2 separate regions of the Mus musculus genome follow, and region 1 is linked to region 2. Evidence: chromatin contacts called from ENCODE Hi-C or POLR2A ChIA-PET data. All regions are on one chromosome and are shown on one strand. The core of a region is the stretch at or near the end of the contact, and the rest is flanking DNA. Distances in the headings are between cores, read along the strand shown. Region 1 holds the start of 9330151L19Rik (RIKEN cDNA 9330151L19 gene). Region 2 holds the start of Rps29 (ribosomal protein S29).

Region 1 (3,210 bases), core at 437-2,936, 38 kb after region 2:
TAAAACTGGCCTCAAGCTGGGTGTGGTGGCACACGCCTTTAATCCCAGCACTCCGGAGGCAGAGGCAGGCGGATTTCTGAGTTCAAGGCCAGCCTGGTCTACAGTGTGAGTTCCAGGACAGCCAGGACTATACAGAGAAACCCTGTCTCGAAAAACCAAAAAAAAAAAAAAAAAAACTGGCCTCAAACTCATAATCCTCCTGCCTCAGGCTCCTGAACGTTAGGGTGTAACGCTCCTGAACGCATCATTATGTCCGATACTTGGGGCTTGATACAGTATAGTATAAAATAAAAGAACGGGTTTTATGATCCCATTAGCCCCATCACAGGTGATAATAATTAATGGTATAATTATAATAAATCTACTTAAGTCTTCAAATATGCCTTAATCCCACTGTGATTTAGAAAAACATCTAGAAGAAGTGAACTGTTTTGGCAGGCTGGAGCTCAGAGCTCAGGGTTGAACAGTCTACAAAGCTATTGTTGTCTGTGACAACTTGACTTTCTGGGAGGCTGCAGGCCAACACTCTGCCACCGAACTACACCTTAGCCTCTTCACTGTTGCAGTTTACATATAACTTTGATATAAACCTCAAACAAAATTACCAAGTGCCCAATCCACACACACACTTGTTTTTTTGAGACAAGATCTTACTAACTATAGTTATAACCTTTTTCTCAGGAGAGACTGAACCCTCAATTTCTTGCATACATTTCCAGAAGTCTAGAGAGAAGTCACTAAAATCCACTGGTTTTCTAGTCGGTGGACCCCGAGTAAACAGGTGTAATACGGGTCAACCGTGAAGGCTTAAGAGCATCCTTAGGATAGAATACGTGCAATCTTCTCTTTGAGAATGAGCTTAGCCTGCACTGTCATCGTATGAATAGATAGAAAATATTTGTTTATGTGCCTGTAACAAAAAATGTTTAAAGTAAGATAGAGTATTTCAAATAGTGAGAACGGTTACCTCCAAAGACTCCTTGTTCAAGCCACAATACCACTCTCGCCAAAGTCCGTGGCTCTCTGGAGATTTTGCCAGTACTATGACTGCATTATTTAAAGAAACGCTAGTCTCGGGTTCTCTGGTACTCAACTTATTCTCTGGAGCAAACTGCAAAGTGCAGGAATAACCCGAGTCTTGTGTAGAGAAGCACAATTCGTAACCGACGGGGCTTAGATGTCCGTGAAGAGTTTGTGGCAGAATCCCAGGCACTTGGATGAGCAAAGTCAAGGAGTCTTCGTCCTGATTACACTGTAAAGGAGGGCACACGGGTGCGATGCTCTCGGTTCCGGGGTCACCCATGGCTGAGCCCGCGGTGTCGTGGCGGGTCCTCTCCTGCTCCTCATTCGTCTGGACACCGGGGTCTCCGCACAGGGATTCGGTGTCGCCGCCCGGGAAAGCAGAGTAAGGGAGGCTTCGGTCCCCAGGAGAAGTCCCTTTCCCGAGGTCTAGAGGTGCCACCGAGTCCCCTCCGAAGTCCTGCTCCGGTTCGGGAACGAGCTCCCCTTCAGCGTGTGCAGCCCCGGGGTCTGGGGCTCCCACACCGCTCTTCTCCCCGTGGTCAGCTCCGGTTCCATCTGCAGACTCTTCCCGCGCCGCTGCAAAATCGCCCGCGGAAGTGCGGGCTACGTCGTCAGTTCCGGTCTCCTCCGCGGGCTCTTCCGGTGTCGCGGCCGGGGGTTCCTGGCGCGCGTCGGCCAGCGCCACCGGCAGCGTGACCACCAGCTGCCGCCGCGCCTTGTTGTACTGTGCCTTGCCGCGGCCGTCGTCCACCGGGTACGGCAGCGAGAGCCGCAGCCGGTAGTCGGGGTTTCTCGAGTCCAGGCACAGCAGCTTCCCCTTCACCTCCAGCTCCGCCCGCTCGACCGAGCGCAGCAGCGGCAGCTCGATGGTGACCACCAGCTCGTGCGGCACGGTGCTCGGGGCCGCGTCGCGCGAGCAGCGGTAATCCTGGAGGTCTACGTGGTGGCGCTGCACCACGGAGCAGCGCGGCTCCGTGGGCTCTGGGCGCTGCACGGCCTCGGGAGCGGGGGACGCGGGCGAGCGGGCAGTGTTCGCCGCCGCTGCCGCGGGGTAGCGGTATGGATATGGTGGGTCCGGGAAAAGCCCTGGTGGCTCCCCCTCGGGCTGGGCCGGGACGCCCCCGGGTAGGGGCGTGCGGAGCACTGCGGCCTCGGGCATCCCCTTGTACTTGATCTTCAGGGTCTTGGCGTTCCTGCGGTCCAGCCTGACGCCGAACTGCTGCTCCACCGCCTCCAGGGCCGTGGCGTCCAGCATTTCGCGGAAGCGCTCGTGGCTCCGGGCCAGCGCCAGCGCTTCGGGGTGGAAGACCACGTCGTAGACGGTGTAGCGGGCGCCGTTGCGGCCGGCATACTGGCGGCCGGGAGCCAGGCTATAGGGCAGGGACCAGTGGCTGCCAGCTGCCGTGCCGCCGCGCCCCGGGCCGGGCCGGCTGCTAGGTACGCCTACCAGTGAGTTGCTGCACACGTTCACGTAGCAGCGGTGCTCCCCGTCCAGGCTGGTACGCAGCACATGGCCCGGCTCAGGGTGCACGAACCGCACATCCACCCCACGCTCCCGCTCCAGGGCTGTGATCTCCTCCTCGTAGCGCCTCCGGTTCTCGGGGTCCGTGATCTCCGCGGCGTACTCGGAGAACATTCGGCGGAACTCTGGGTCCTGAAAGGCGGAGGTGAACCGCTGCACCTCCTCTCTGCTCAGATCCAAGTCCTCCAGCGCTGAGGAGGCCGCCGCCTTGGCCATGGTGACCCACACGGCCCAATGCCCAGACCCAGTGAAGGATCAGGGTGAATTGAGTGTCTAGGATGCGCTTCAGAGTCTGGCTCATGGAGAACTGACCAGTCCAAGAAGGTAACGGCTGGATTGTCAAGGCCGGGCAGCGCGTGCTTTGTTGCCATAGTAACGCCTGGGAGGAGGGGCAGCGATCTGGTAGAAATGCTAGAAATAGGCTCCACTGTTACTTCAAACCAAGCAGACACTACCTGCTACAGGTTTTAAATTACTGTGTCAGGATACGTGTACTTTGCAGTCTATTGTGGTAACTGTCCTCATCTTCAGCGCTGTGTCTTTATCTTATTAACTGTTTAATTTCACCAACAAGAGAGAAGTTTACTAGCTAATTCACAAACCTAACTTTATCTGACTCTCTTTACTTTGTGGAACCAACGTTAGTAAACCCTTACCATTTTCAG
Region 2 (3,227 bases), core at 130-2,629:
GGTCGCTTAGTCCAACTGAAAAGAAAAAAACAAAACGGAGTCTATTACTTAGACTGTGATTCTGGCATTTATTTCCACTGGTTCCCCCTAGTTATTCCCCGATACAAGACCACACAAAATTACATTAACCATGTCATGTACTCCGGAGTTACTAAATAGCCCGTTTCTGCAGTTCATCTTAACCCGAAAAAACCTAGACCAGACGGAGGAGGGACCGATCCTGACACACTTGAGTCATTCAAGTCTCTAAACTGTAAGGCTAGGCTTACAGTAACTATTTCATCAATAATGTAAGTCTGAGCTTAAAACTCTCTGCTGCACCTCAGCAGTGTCAAATACCATGCAGGCCCATTAAACACAAGTTTATTTAAAACTGGTCCCGCAGCTGGGTGTGATGCACACCTTTAATCCCAGCAGAGAATCTGTGTTCCAGGACAGCCAGGGCTACGGAGAAACCCGGTTAAAATACTTTTTAAAAAAATTGGTACAAATAAAAAGCAGATGAAATATATATACAGTGGTTTTGACCAAAAAAGGAGACTTTTGAGACATCAACCTTAGAACAAATAAAAAGCCAAAACCCTGGCTAAAACATAGCAGTGTGTTCACTAGATTCACTTAGGTTTCGGTGTGTGAAGTCTAGAGCTCTTCCCAGTATGATCAAACATCCTGGGCCAGAAATTTAAGACACGTATTGGGTTAGGAATATTCAGTTACTATGTAGAAACTGCACCACCTCCTACCCACCTGACACCTAAATCTGACCAGGCATTAAACCCTTCACCCTTCCCTTCTGGAACTCTTAAAACCCTCCGCTGTGTGCATCGTGGACGGCAGCGACCAACCGCGCGTACCTTAATGAAGCCTATGTCCTTCGCGTACTGCCGGAAGCACTGGCGGCACATGTTCAGCCCGTATTTGCGGATCAGACCGTGGCGGTTGGAGCAGACGCGGCTGGGAGGAGGAAGGACAAGGAGATGGCCTTAATGGAGCCGCCACAGTAAGGTACAGCACTCCTCAGCTTCCCCACCACCCGCAGCAGGGCCCGCCCGGCCCGGCCTAGCTAAGCCCGTAATGGCGACGGCAGCACCGAACGCCCTGCGCGCCGCCCGCGGGCCTTGAATTTCCGACACCCAGTCACCAACAATGGCCCTTCCCTCTAACCGCGGTCTCCACAACCCGCTCCTCACCAAGAGCGGGAACCCTGGCCGAACTTCCGTGGGTGACTCCAGTAGAGCTGCTGGTGACCCATCTTGCCTTCAGACGCCCAACGAGGAGAAAGGAACGAGTCGGCTCGCGCAGGCGCTCTTCAAAGTTTTTTGGAGCTACACGCTACCCAGAATACAACGCTAAGACGTGACGCGTACGCCGTGCGACAACATTGGTCCGCGTGCTCTGAGTGACATTTCTAAGGCTGGCTGGGCGGGCACAGTGAGTGACGTCACGGCCCGCCGCAGCTCTAGTATCTCCCCGTCGCTCTCAGCGCTCGCCGGGCGCGGTGGCGCACGCCTGTAGTCCCAGCTACTCGGGAGGCTGAGACAGGAGGATCGCTTGAGTCCAGGAGTTCTGGGCTGTAGTGCGCTATGCCGATCGGGTGTCCGCACTAAGTTCGGCATCAATATGGTGACCTCCCGGGAGCGGGGGACCACCAGGTTGCCTAAGGAGGGGTGAACCGGCCCAGGTCGGAAACGGAGCAGGTCAAAACTCCCGTGCTGATCAGTAGTGGGATCGCGCCTGTGAATAGCCACTGCACTCCAGCCTGGGCAACATAGCGAGACCCCGTCTCTTTTTGGACACTTAATAATATTAACATTATTCTCACTTTCTTTTTAATTCACCCTTTTCTCATATAATACATTTCAACCTTAATTTTTTACATTGTCTTAACACAAACGTTCGCTTACAAACGTGATTTTTTTTTTCCTTTACTCACTACTGACACCTACTGGCGTGAAATTATATGACAACTTAAATCAAGTGTAATGAGTAAGAGTCAACGATAGGGGCCTCTTATTAAATCTTTTGACCTCATATACTCCAAAAAGAAATCCACATCATTCCATGGATGGAAAATAGGGTCTTACGTATATGTGAGTATACCACCCTTGATACCTAAATATAATCGCCTACATTTACTTTTCATTTGTTTTTGTGTAGACAAGACTGGCCCAAGACTCTCATTTTGCCCATAATAGACTCACACTCCCTATCCTAATGTCTCAGCCTCTAATAATGGGCTTGCTTGTGCCACCAAACGCAGGCTAAGTGGATGAATATGAAGAAAAGTAATATAAAATAAAAGTTGTTTTCATCAGATAATTTAATAGCAAAACAAGTAACGACAAACTTCAAAAGACAAATTTATAAAAAATAAAAAATATATAAAATAAAAATAAAACCTAAAATTGCACAAAGCCCTGCCCCCTGAAATAAAAGCTTTAACTAAATCTAGAATGTAGCAGAGTAAAATTAAGAAAAAAAGCCTTTTGTAGAAGACTTTTAATAGAAACTTTAAAAAAAACTTTAAAGTATGCTACTTCAAAATTTTGGTAGACAATCCTTACCCAATTATTTCATAATGAAAGAGTCACAGATTTAAAGACCAGATATAATTTAATGTCTGTTGTCAGTCTTCAAATCTAGTGTTTTACACAAACACACACACACATATACACATATACAAATACACACACACATATACACATAAACAAACACACACACCGCGATTCCCTCACCTTTTCAATTCCAGTTCTGTTGTTGTTGTTGATCTATCTCTCTGTCTTGCTTTGACAACATGTAATACAACTAAACAAACGGGAGAACACAGGAGGGTACTGTTGCTAGACAGAGTAAGAAGATAACGCTGCTGAAGGACACAGCTCACTGGTGCCTTATTTTTCCTCTCATCAATCAGTACCTGTTACTATTACTGGGATCACTGCTTTGCCAAAACAGGTAGCCATGCCCTTCCTGGCTAGCCAGGCCTTCTGGAAGAGTCTGGCTAGACTGTTCACTGCCTTTTCTTGGGATCCAAAGAGCATTTGTGTTTTCCTAGCTACCCCTGACAGATTGGCTAGCATCGTGACAATAAGTTTCTGCCAGGGGCTGGTGAGATGGCTCAGTGGGTAAGAGCACTGACTGCTCTTCCAAAGGTCCTGAGTTCAAATCCCAGAAACCACATGGTGGCTCACAACTACCTATAATGAGATCTGACGCCCTCTTCTGGT

Evidence for each region. Hi-C counts contacts between places; a loop is a spot of excess contacts on that map. ChIA-PET counts read pairs that join two places held with the same protein, here RNA polymerase II (POLR2A).
Region 1: a loop to region 2 is called in a map of left cerebral cortex, with 7 times the contacts of the local background. The contact joins the promoter of 9330151L19Rik here to the promoter of Rps29 in region 2. A Hi-C loop is called at or near these places in 2 of 37 maps with a recorded cell type or tissue (heart and left cerebral cortex). POLR2A ChIA-PET finds 5 or more read pairs at or near these places in 4 of 5 experiments (Patski and embryonic stem cell).

What each region holds. Positions count from the first base shown.
Region 1 is chr12:69,195,525-69,198,734 of GRCm38, forward strand. 9330151L19Rik (RIKEN cDNA 9330151L19 gene) reads left to right here and starts at 1,687. Exons shown (of 2, transcript NR_033222.1): 1 at 1,687-2,091; 2 at 2,204-3,210. Dnaaf2 (dynein, axonemal assembly factor 2) reads right to left here and starts at 2,905. Exons shown (of 3, transcript NM_027269.4): 1 at 968-2,905. The coding sequence starts at 2,761.
Region 2 is chr12:69,157,807-69,161,033 of GRCm38, forward strand. It overlaps Rps29 (ribosomal protein S29), which reads right to left and starts at 1,380. Exons shown (of 3, transcript NM_009093.2): 1 at 1,191-1,380; 2 at 855-954; 3 at 1-15. The coding sequence starts at 1,252. The coding sequence ends at 7. It also overlaps Rn7s1.